2 separate regions of the Homo sapiens genome follow, and region 1 is linked to region 2. The links are chromatin contacts, found by Hi-C or POLR2A ChIA-PET in ENCODE. All regions are on one chromosome and are shown on one strand. Each heading gives the region's core, a stretch centred on a gene start or an enhancer-like site at or near the end of the contact. The rest is flanking DNA. Distances are from core to core; before and after follow the strand shown.

Evidence for each region. Hi-C counts contacts between places; a loop is a spot of excess contacts on that map. ChIA-PET counts read pairs that join two places held with the same protein, here RNA polymerase II (POLR2A). Pooled maps may share reads with other maps.
Region 1: a map of esophagus muscularis mucosa shows a loop between it and region 2 (2.2-fold over the local background). The contact joins the enhancer-like site here to the promoter of LINC02530 in region 2. A Hi-C loop is called at or near these places in 1 of 168 maps with a recorded cell type or tissue (esophagus muscularis mucosa) and 4 of 50 pooled maps. POLR2A ChIA-PET finds 5 or more read pairs at or near these places in 1 of 52 experiments (RWPE1).

The regions. Positions count from the first base shown.
Region 1 is chr6:12,417,794-12,423,027 of GRCh38, reverse strand. No RefSeq gene overlaps it. Among named protein-coding and RNA genes, the nearest start is that of EDN1, 130 kb to the right of the region's middle. Within about 2 kb of position 2,252, at least 2 of the 41 ENCODE cell types and tissues checked have a DNase peak (open chromatin) inside an H3K27ac peak, as active enhancers do.
Region 2 is chr6:12,583,276-12,588,875 of GRCh38, reverse strand. LINC02530 (long intergenic non-protein coding RNA 2530) reads left to right here and starts at 3,472. Exons shown (of 2, transcript NR_149140.1): 1 at 3,472-3,772; 2 at 5,369-5,600.

The DNA.
Region 1 (5,234 bases), core at 1,003-3,502, 160 kb after region 2:
CTGGCCAAAGGAGCCTGGCTGACATGCTGGAGGCTTGAATCCTCCAGACAAACAGCACAGACAGAGAACAACTGGCGCCATGCTGCACATTCCTACCCATCTTCAGACTTCCCTGCACATTAAGACGAGTCAAAGGTCTTCCTTTTGTTTTCAACAAGTGATGTTAGGTCCCTAGGATCTAAATGCCGAGTAGAGCTCAACTCACTGAGGAAATGAGGGGACTGTAATACAGTCATCTATGTCAAATAACTAGAGTAGTGGGTCTCAAACTTGACTGCAGTGGGATTGCCTAAGAAGCTTAAAAACAATACTGATGACCTGTGCCCTTATGCCCCAGAGATTCTGACAGAGTTGGTCTGGGGTGTAGCCTGAACAATTGGATTTTTAAAAGCTATCCAGATGATTCTACTATGCAACTAAGGCTGAAAACCTCTCAACTAGGGTTCCAGGGCTTCTGATCACCATGAAGCTAAGTATTGGGATAGAAATATGATATTCAAAACTGGCTACATATTAATCACATGCAGAGATTTTTAAAATACTAATACCAATGCTCAGACCCCACTCCCAGAATTTTTGATTTAGTTACAACATTATTAATTGTGGTGTAAGCTCTGTTCTAGTATTCTAAGTGTGAGATGTATGTATATAGAGCTTTATATATATTCACATACAGAGAGATATGCCTTAATGCAGTCATCCCTTGGTATATACAGAAGACTGGTTCCAGGACCCCTGCATATACCAAAATCCATGTATGCTGAGGTTCCCCGCGTCAGCCCTGAGGAGCCCTAGTACACAAAACGTCTGCCCTCTGTATATAAGGGTTTTGCATCCCTCCAATATTGTATTTTCAATCCACACTTGGCTGAAAAAAATCTGCGTAAAAGTGGACCCGTGTAGTTCAAGCCTGTGTTGTTCAAGGGTCAATTGTATGTATCTTTGGAACAAGCCAATAAACTAGGTACTTGTGATAGCCATGTCCAAAACGGCTCCCAGTGATCCCTGCTTTCTGGTGCAAGGGTGTATTTCGCTCCCACACTGAACCAGAGTTGATCTGTGGGACCAGTGAAATACTGCAGAAGTGATGATGTGTGACCTCAAGGCTAAGCCACAGAAAGCATTACAATTGCCACCTTGGTCTCTTGGGTCACTTATTCTGGGGGAAGCCAGATGGCATGCGATGTGGACTCTCAAGCAGTCCTATCTCTATAGGCCTTTGTGGGGAGAAACTTAAGCTTCCTGCCAACAATAAGCCACATTTTGTCATTTATGTGAGTGAACCTTGGAAGTGGATTCTCCAGCCCTAGGTGAGCCATCAGATGACAGCAGCCCCAGCTCAGAGAAACCCCAAGCTGAAACTGCCTGACTAAGATGTTCCTGAATTCCTACCCAGAGAAACCAGGAGAGATCTTAAGCCACTATGGTTTCAGGTGATTTGTTACACAGCATTAATACAATACTATTATTATTCCCATTTTACAGTTGAGAAAACTGAGCCATGGAGAAGTTGAGTAAATTAAGATTACTCAGCTATAAAGAATATATTTGGGAATCAAAATTAGGTGGTTTGTCTCCAAAAATCTGTGTTCCTAAAAACTATGCAATAAAGTAACTCGTCTGTATTGTCATGTCCCAATTGGTAGAGAAGAAGTTACAACGGTGATGATAAGCCTAAGAAATTAGATTCATGCAAACACCTTTCAAGTTGTCTAAGTATTGCCAATTGTTTCAAAATTATTAGACCATCAAAATGCTATCCTTCTATTCCAGCCCTGAGGCTTTTTTTCACTGATATTCCAGAAACACAGACTATGGATTCTCTGCTATAGGTGGGTCTACAAATAGACTCTCATATCTCACATCACTTCTGCTTTAAGTTAAGCCTACATTCAGGTTTTTACCACCTTTGAAAACTAAGTGCCTGTTTATATCCTCAAGAAAATTTCCACATGGCATAGGAGAAGTCCAGGTGTTGAGGACACAGAAAAGCCTCTGTCTCTGCAGTTACCAGTTGTGTGACTTTGGACAAAGGATTTTATGCCCAGGTGCCATTCCCAGCAAATCTGATTAAACTGCTCTGGGATGAGGCCTAGGCACGGGCCTTTGTAAAGCTCTCTGAGTGATTCAGTGTGCAGCCAGCATTGCAAATTACTCATGTAATCTCTCGCAGTCTCGGTTTTCTCATTTGTTAAGTGGAGGCAGTACGACTGAGCCTGTGGTGGGTTTTTTTGTGTGTAAGGATTAAGGGTAAGCAATGAAGGCAAAGCTCCAAGTGTGGTGTTTGGCACATAGCTGGTACACAATGAATGCCATCCATCAGTATTTGTGGTTTGTTTTAAATGTTTAATGTATTACACAAAAGTATAATACTTACTCAGATGCAGCGATTGATTTGCTTTCCCTAGAGAATCCTTCTTTTATATTTAGAAATTCCTTCCTACCTGGAGAGCAAGTAAGTACACATCTAATTGTCTTCAAGTTTCTTATGATTTTATTTTTACACTCATCACATTTATCTGGAGTTTATCTTACTAAGTAATGTAAGATAGGGCTTGAGATGGATTTTTTTCCCCAAAGAGCTCAATTTTCCCCCAACAAGCATTGAATCCATTCCTTCCCTCATTGATTAGTGAGGACATCTTAGTTATTTATTAGAATTGTAGGCATATACTGTCATTTATTTCTGGTGTGACTACTCTCATAAATGGATTGCTTCTTTATATTTCTATTAGCTTTGTTTTAAATGCTTAATTATGAGGGTTTTGCAATGCCTTTAATATCTATTGGGTAAATTCAAATATTTATCTTTCTTCTTTTTCCAGAAGTGTTTTCAATATTCTTGATGGAGATACCTTTTAAAAATATCAGATTCTTAACCTCCCTTAAATCCTTCAGTATCTCCTCATCAACTAACTGAGTCACTAAACTTCTCCACTAAGGTAACCTAAATGGAAAGAAAAGTTAATTATTTACCCAGGATCAGGAGATACTGTACAAAGCAGGCCACCAGAAGACCAAGATAATACCTAGTGTTTCCTCTTTAAAATATAAGCAACTTTACAATCTATTTTTTAATACATCTACTTCTTTTTTTTTTCAAATAAAGTTTTTCAAATAAAATAGCACTTTACTAGAGATGACGTGTGTTTATTCTGTTGCTTTAAGTAGCACTTGTTCCCTGTGCCTACGTGCCTTGGGAGTAACCCAGTTTGAAAAGGAAGGACTTACTGCAAAAAAATGCAAGCATTGTGTCATGACATGCTGGGCCCATTTTTATTTAGCTCCTGTGTATCTTAAAGATTCTTTTTCTATCATACCTCAGATGTATCCAAAGCCACCACTACCGCACAACTTGCAGTGCCTTAATGATAGTGCTATGGATAATGATAGTGCTATGAAGTATGTGACACAATAGACAGCATCTTTTGACTTCTTCCTAAAAGCTATCTCATATACAAGGAATATTTTTTAAATGGCATGCCCTTTGAACCAGTAACTCCATTTCTATATATTTATTCTAAAATACTAGTCAAAAAAAGTAGACAAGTGTGTAACATGCATTAGGTCATGTGGTTGTTTGAAAATTAGTCCACAAATTCTTTGACACTCCTCTCTCAAAAGGTGGGGCCTAATTCTCTTTCCCTTGAGTGTAGGTCACAATAGCGACTTGCTTCTAATGATTTCAAAGTGGCAGAAGTGACGGTATGAGACTTTTGAGATTTCAAAAAGGCATTTCAACTTTCTCCTTGCTTTCTTTCTTAGGTCATGCTGAGACCAGCTGCCATGTTGGTAGGATGCTCAAGTAGCTCTAGAAAGAGATTCACCTGGCAAAGAACTTAAACTTCCTGCCAGGAACTAGTGCTGACTTGCTAGTCACATGAGCCATTATGTTGGAAGTGAATCTTTCTATCTCAATCAAGCCTTAGATGACTGCAGCCCCAGATGACTACTTGACCACAACCTCCTGAAACCTCAAACTAGAACCACCTAGCTAAACCTCTCCAGAATCCCTTACCCGCAGACACTATGTGAGATAATAAATGATTATTATTCTTTTAAGCAGCTGGTGGATTTTAGATACTGTGGTATGCAGCAATAGATCATGAATAGCATCTATTTCATTCTTCACAACCACCTAAGAGATAGTTAACATGATTAATTTCCCATTTTACAAAACAGGAAACTGAGGCACAAAAAGAAGAGTGGACTTGTCTAAGACACCCGCTTACCAGCACATGGAGTTAATATTTGAACCTTTACCCCAAAATACACTTTCTTCTATGCCTCTGTGCATTTTTACATGCTGAGTCTCCAGCCCAGCTAACTCCTCCATCATGGTTCAACCTGAACAAAGTATACAGAAAATGCAAAAGAAAAAGACTAAGATGACTGCACAAATGAGAATGAGATTTATTTGAAAAGTCAAAGCAGTTGTGCTATCAAAACTGAAAGCAGGCAAGTGAGAGTATACGCAGGCCCCATATGAAATTATAATGAATTGCTCCCACTATTAAGAACCTATTAGGTGCCTGGTACATGGTATATTTAGCACATGTAGTTCTTGCTGCAATCCCAGAGGATGCTTATTCTAACTACCTTCATATTACAAATGAGGACACTAAAAAATGTTAATATACTCCATATGCAAAGAACAAATAGATTTCATGCAAAGACTCTATTTAAGAAAAAATAATGAAGAACAATAGCAGAAGTGTCACAGAATACGTACTAAGCATTAATAAACATTATGGGGCAAAAAGGTTTCATATTAGTATTCAAGGTAATGAAAATTAAAGCAACAAATCCCACACTAGTCACATTAGCGGAGAATACTTCCTCCTTCCCAGCTTGATTGAAGCATAATTAACAAATAAAAATTGTGTATATTTAAGGTGTAAGATGTGATGTTTTTATATACATATTCATCGTGAGGTGACTACCACCACAATCAAGCAAATTAGCGTATTTTTCAGCTCAGTCACCATTTGTGTGTGTGGTGTGAGAATACTTAGGATCTACCCTCTTGCTAGGATACAGTTCTGGAAAAGACCCTTTTTAATATGTCAGTTCAAGCAACAAATTGCTACAACATCCATGGGAAGCAATTTGATAACATATACTAGGAATATTTCAAAATGTCATGTCCTATGAGCCTGTAACTCCATTTCTATTTACTTATTCTAAAATACTAGTCAAGGAAGTGGACAAATATTAACATATCAATATATTCA
Region 2 (5,600 bases), core at 2,223-4,722:
ATAAGTATCTTCTCTCTTTTATGCCTAATGCTATTTGTTTTCATATTTTTTCCTTTTTGGGGGGTAAATATCACCAGACATTTATCGCTTTAAGGAACAATTTTTAGCTTTTTGAAATTTTACTTTCTGTTTTATTTGTTTTTGTACTTATTTCTATTATCTTTTTTTCCCTTTCTTTGGGTTTATTGTGCAGTTCTTTTTCAATTGTTTTAGGTTGGGTATTTAGTTCACTCAATTTTAAGACTTTCCTCTTTTCTAATGTAAGAACTATAAACAATTTTTTTCTCTGATAACTGCTATTGTTGCCTCCTATAATTTTTAAATATAGCTTTTTGTTAAGTGAGAGGGATGGGGTCTTGCTATGTTACTCAAGCTGGACATGAACCTCTGGGCTCAGGCAATCCTCCTGTCACAGCCACCTGAGTAGCTGGGACTACAGGCATGCACCACCATGCCAAGCCTAAAGATAGCATTTTTCTTAACTCTAACTGCATAAACATTGAATAAATAAAGCAGTTTGCCCAGGTATTTATTTACATAATCTGATAATGTGTTGAGAGCATTAGGGCATAGAGTACAGTTTTCATAATTTCTAATGTACTTTTAAAAAAACTTAGATACACCTCAAATAAATAACTCCATAATTTCCTTTCCCTCTCATGTATACATACCTTAACAGGGTAAAAAATAAAATTAGCACGTTTAAAATCAGAAAACGTTCTTACGCAAGGCCCATGGCCTTTTGTATTTATGCTACCTGAAACAGAGAAGACTGAACATTGTAGGTATAGCTAGAAAAACCAAGACTGAATGTGCTTTTAGTTCATCCTCTTTCCAATTAGACACTTCCTCCTTTGCAGGTGGATCCTTTTAGGGGCCCTAGTTTTGGAGCCCAAGAGCTTGGTTTGTTTTAGACTCAACTTCTTAATCAAATGTATCTTTGGCATGTCATTTAACGACTTTACAGGCCGGGCGAGGTGGCTCACGCCTGTAATCCCAGCACTCTGGGAGTCTGAGGCGGGTGGATCACCTGAGGTCAGGAGTTCGAGACCAGTCTGGCCAATATGGTGAAACCCCGTCTCTACTAAAAATATAAAAATTAGCTGGGTGTGGTGGTGGGTGCCTGTAATCCCAGCTACTCGGGAGGCTGAGGCAGGAGAATCGCTTGAACCCGGGAGGTGGAGTTTGCAGTGAGCTGAGAGATCATGCCACTGCACTCCAGCCTGGGCAACAGAGCAAGACTCTGTCTCAAAAAAAAAAAAAAAAAGACTTTACAAACTTCAGTTTCCTTATTTGTTCATTAAAAAATCATAATATCAAATTCCTAGAATTTTTCTAAGGATTTAATAAATGTGAAAAAAGTATTAAAAATAATACTTTATATTTACAAAGTAAATAATTATTAATTATTTTTCTCCCTATAGCAGTATTTCTCCTCAAATTTTCATACTTTGTTTTTTTTTTTTCCTCCTTTGTTTTTCTACTTTCCTACTTCTCCTAGGAAGCTTTCACTTTCCCTCTCTAAATGTTACCGGAAAGGGGTAACAGACCACGAGACAGGGTTCTTGGATCTTGCGCAAGAAAGGATTTGAGGTGAATCCATAGAGTAAAGTGAAAGCAAGTTTATTAAAAAAGTAAAGGAATAAAAGAATGGCGTACAGAAGCAGAGCAGCTCTGAGAGCTACTGGTTGTCCATTTTTATGGTTATATCTTGATGATATGCTAAGCAAGGCGTGGGTTATTCATGCCTCCCCTTTTTAAACCCTATAGGGTAACTTCATGATGTTGCCATGGCATTTGTAAACTATCACAGTGCTGGTGGGAGTGTAGCAGTGAGGACAACCAGAAGTCACTCTTGTCTTGACTGGGTGGGTTTTGGCAGGCTTTTTTTACTGCAACCTGTTTTATCAGCAATGTCTTTATGACCTGTATTTTGTGCGACCTCCGATCTCATCCTATGACTTAGAATGCCTAACTTAGTAGGAATGCAGCCCAGCAAGTATCAGCCTTATTTTACCCAGCTCCTATTCGAGATGGAGTTGCTCTGGTTCAAACACCTCTGAGTCTTCTGACTTACAGGCCGAGTGTTAGAGATTCAATCTTCATAGATGGGAAATCCCCTAGAGATCAATTACATATTTAAAGCACCTCTTTTTGCAGAGGAAAAACAAAGGGGCAGGGAATGATTATCCCAATGTCTGTCACTGGGGGAGGTAAAATTTCCTAGGAGTTAATGGGAGAGTCAAGACCAAAACACAGGTTTCAGGACTCTTCTTACCTGATGAGTGGAACTTTTAATTTTTATTTAGTTAAGTGTTTTGGCCAGTAATTAGCAACCCTTTATGAGGTAGTTATGCCTATAAGACATCCAACAATGGTCCTCTATTGAGTCTACTAGAAAAAAATAACAGTTTTATTAAAAGGCTTGATAACTATGTGATGTTAGTCCAGAGTACCTATGAAGTGATGAACCTCAAGATGCCTATGAATTTAGAAATAAAATAAAATTCAGTCAATAAAATACAACGCTACATTGCAAAGCCAGATCTTCAAAAGCCAGTATGGGGCACAGAACGTGGTAACTGGATAAAAAGTATTTCATTGTTGTTATTTATTTTGTCATCCTTGAGGAAACAGTCCCTAATGGCAAGTCACTTGACTTATAAACTAACAGACTTCATTAAATCGATATTGATTGATTTGACATCAGCAGTCACTCACTGAGGTTCATTCAGTCCACGCATCTGAAAACACTGGGGGATCATGCTTGCCCCTAAGGTGCCGTGACTTTGGTACACAACACCTAAATGTCTCCAGAAAGTTCACAGATGCCTGGCTAGCCGCCATCACTCCGAGTGCAAAGGATGCCCAGTGCCCAGCTGATTCCATCACGACAGCGTCCTTAACAATAGCTGTGGACTATTGCTTGTTTAACCTAGCTTCAGGGACCAACATCATTCGTGGAGAGGGAGCGAGCAGGAGTCTGGTCAGTCACGTCCAGCCTTGGCGCCTAAAATTAGGCAGGGCTGTGGAGTAACATGAGCGGTTTGGGCGTCCACTGTCCGGCTCCAGTATCCCCGAGTCCAGAGGCAACAGGAGTCTCTAGTCATTATGCATGTAGAGAAATCAAAGAATTCGAGAGCAAGGGCCTGGAATGCCTGGCTGCCTCCCAGCTCTCTTACGAAGAAATAAATTCCATTGTTGTCTCACTCTCCTTTCCGTACTCTCAGAATCAGCAGTTACTGTACGCCAGCACCTTTCACTCTCCAAGGAGACTGCTCAGCTACAGCAGGAAGCACAGGGATCTTAAAACATAAACTCACAGTGCTCCCCACATTGATCTCCCACACAAACCCATCTCTCCTGTCAGGGACTGTGGGCTTCGTGACTTTCTCCATGTGCTGGACTGTCGCATGGTCACTGTTGCCAGGGACTCTTTGAACTAATCCCAAGCCTATGTCAGAAAAGCCTGTGATCGATTCCCAGTGCCATCCTGAACCACAAGATTGGAATATCGCACCTTTCAACTGCCTGGGCTGATAAACAATACAGCATGTACTCAGCTTCATAAACACTCTGCCTTGTTACAAAGGGCATTGCAAACTCGCCGTGATAGGACTTGACCTTAAAAGCTATAGACAATCTAGCGGAGCACAGACGGTTTCATAAAGTACAATCACTTCCTGGAATTCTTGGGCCAGTGCAGTCGGAGCCGTGCAAATCCTGTTTTCCTTGCATTGTTTCCTGCATGTGAATATCATCAGTCTAGCAGGTCTGTAACCATGGCACTTGTAAATAGCCGAGGGGCGACTTCTGATAAAGGCATACAGTTTTAAGAAGCTTTTTTTTTAAGACAAGCCTAAGTCAAGCTCTACAAATGCCATATAGTAACAACCAAGTCGACAAATTGCATTTTCTAAAGCACATATATCCAGATCCAGATTTGTTTTTAAATCACCAAGGGAAGCAGAATCGATGCCCATTGTATTGAGGGTACCGTGAGTTGTTTTTCACTTGTTGTAATGTGAATTTCCACGCCAAATCCATAGAGATGGACACTGACTACAATTGCTAGCAATTCTTTCCACAGTATGTTTCCTTTTCCACTGAATGGGGTTGGGAAATTTTAATTGCTCCATCCTTCAGTTTCTCCAATCAGCAAGAGGAAGAGAAAACACCAGTTATTTCTTGGAATGCTCAGTTTAAAACTTTCTCTTCAAAAGTTTGACACCACTCTTCCTACTCCAACTTTATTTGGTGCTTGACAGGCTCTTATTTAAGCTTTGAGATGATATGGTGAATGAAACGTGTGGTCTCAGCTACTCAGGAGGCTGAGGTAGGAGGATCACTTGAGTCCGGGAGGCGGAGGCTGTTGTGAGCTATGGTTGCACCACTGAACTCCAGCCTGGGCAACAGAGCGAGACCCCCACCTCAAAAAAAAAAAAAACAAAACAAAACAGGGAGACACAAACAAATAGACTGCTTTAAGTTTCTGGAAAATCCAAAGATGTTTACTAGATTTGCTGCAAATGCCTCAGTATGTAAAGTTTGAATTGGCTGAATCAATCCTGATTCTTCCGCTTTCTATATTATTGAATTGTTGGTTAAACTGACAATAAAAGTTAAAATTCTTAGCAGATGTAAAATGTGATGGATATTGGGCGAAGTGTCGACAAAAGTGTTTTAGGCTGAGAAGGATATCCTTGGGAGAGAAAGAAAAGAAGAGACCACTCATACAATAGTATGAGACTATTGCTTATGTTTTCATAGACTTATGTTTAATTTTTTAAGATTCAGAAGTCTTTCTGAAACTTTATTTTCTCTCTCTCTCTTTTTTTTTGAGATGGGGTCTCTCTCTCTCTCTTTTTTTGAGATGGAGTCTCTCTCTCTCTCTCTCTCTCTCTCTCTCTAGCTTGGGCTGGAGTGCAGTGGTGCAATCATAGCTCACTTCAGCCTCAATCTTCCAGGCTCAAGTGATCTTCCCGCCTTGCCTCCTAAAGTGCTGGGATTATAGGCATTAGCCACAGTGCCTGGCATATTTCTATTTCTGAATTTTAAATTAAAATCAGTAACATCTGACCAATATCTTCACTTGAGTATCAAGGACAAGTTTGACGCCTTTGGGAGAAATTATGTCTTCTATTATGCCAACACATTACACGTGGTAAGCACTAAAAGTTTTAGGATAGTAATTAACAAAATATACCTCAGTTTAATGCTTTCTCTTAAAATAATGCTTTCTCTTAAAATATTTTTGATGAGTTGTTTTTCTCATATCTTATAATGATGATCTGCTTTCAAATCTTCACTTTCCATGAAACTACTCTGTGTTTCAGGTGTCATCTAACTTTTTTTTTTTTTTTGACAGTCTCTCTCTGTCACCAGGCTGGAGTACAGTGGGGCAATCTCGGCTCACTGCAACCTCTGCCTCCCGGGTTCAAGCGATTCTCCTGCCTCAGCCTCCCGAGTAGCTGGGACTGTAGGTGCACGCCACCATGAGCAGTTATTTTTTGTCTTTTTAGTAGAGACGAGGTTTCACTATGTTGGCCAGGCTGGTCTTGATCTCTTGACCTCGTGATCTGCTGGCCTCAGCCTTCCAA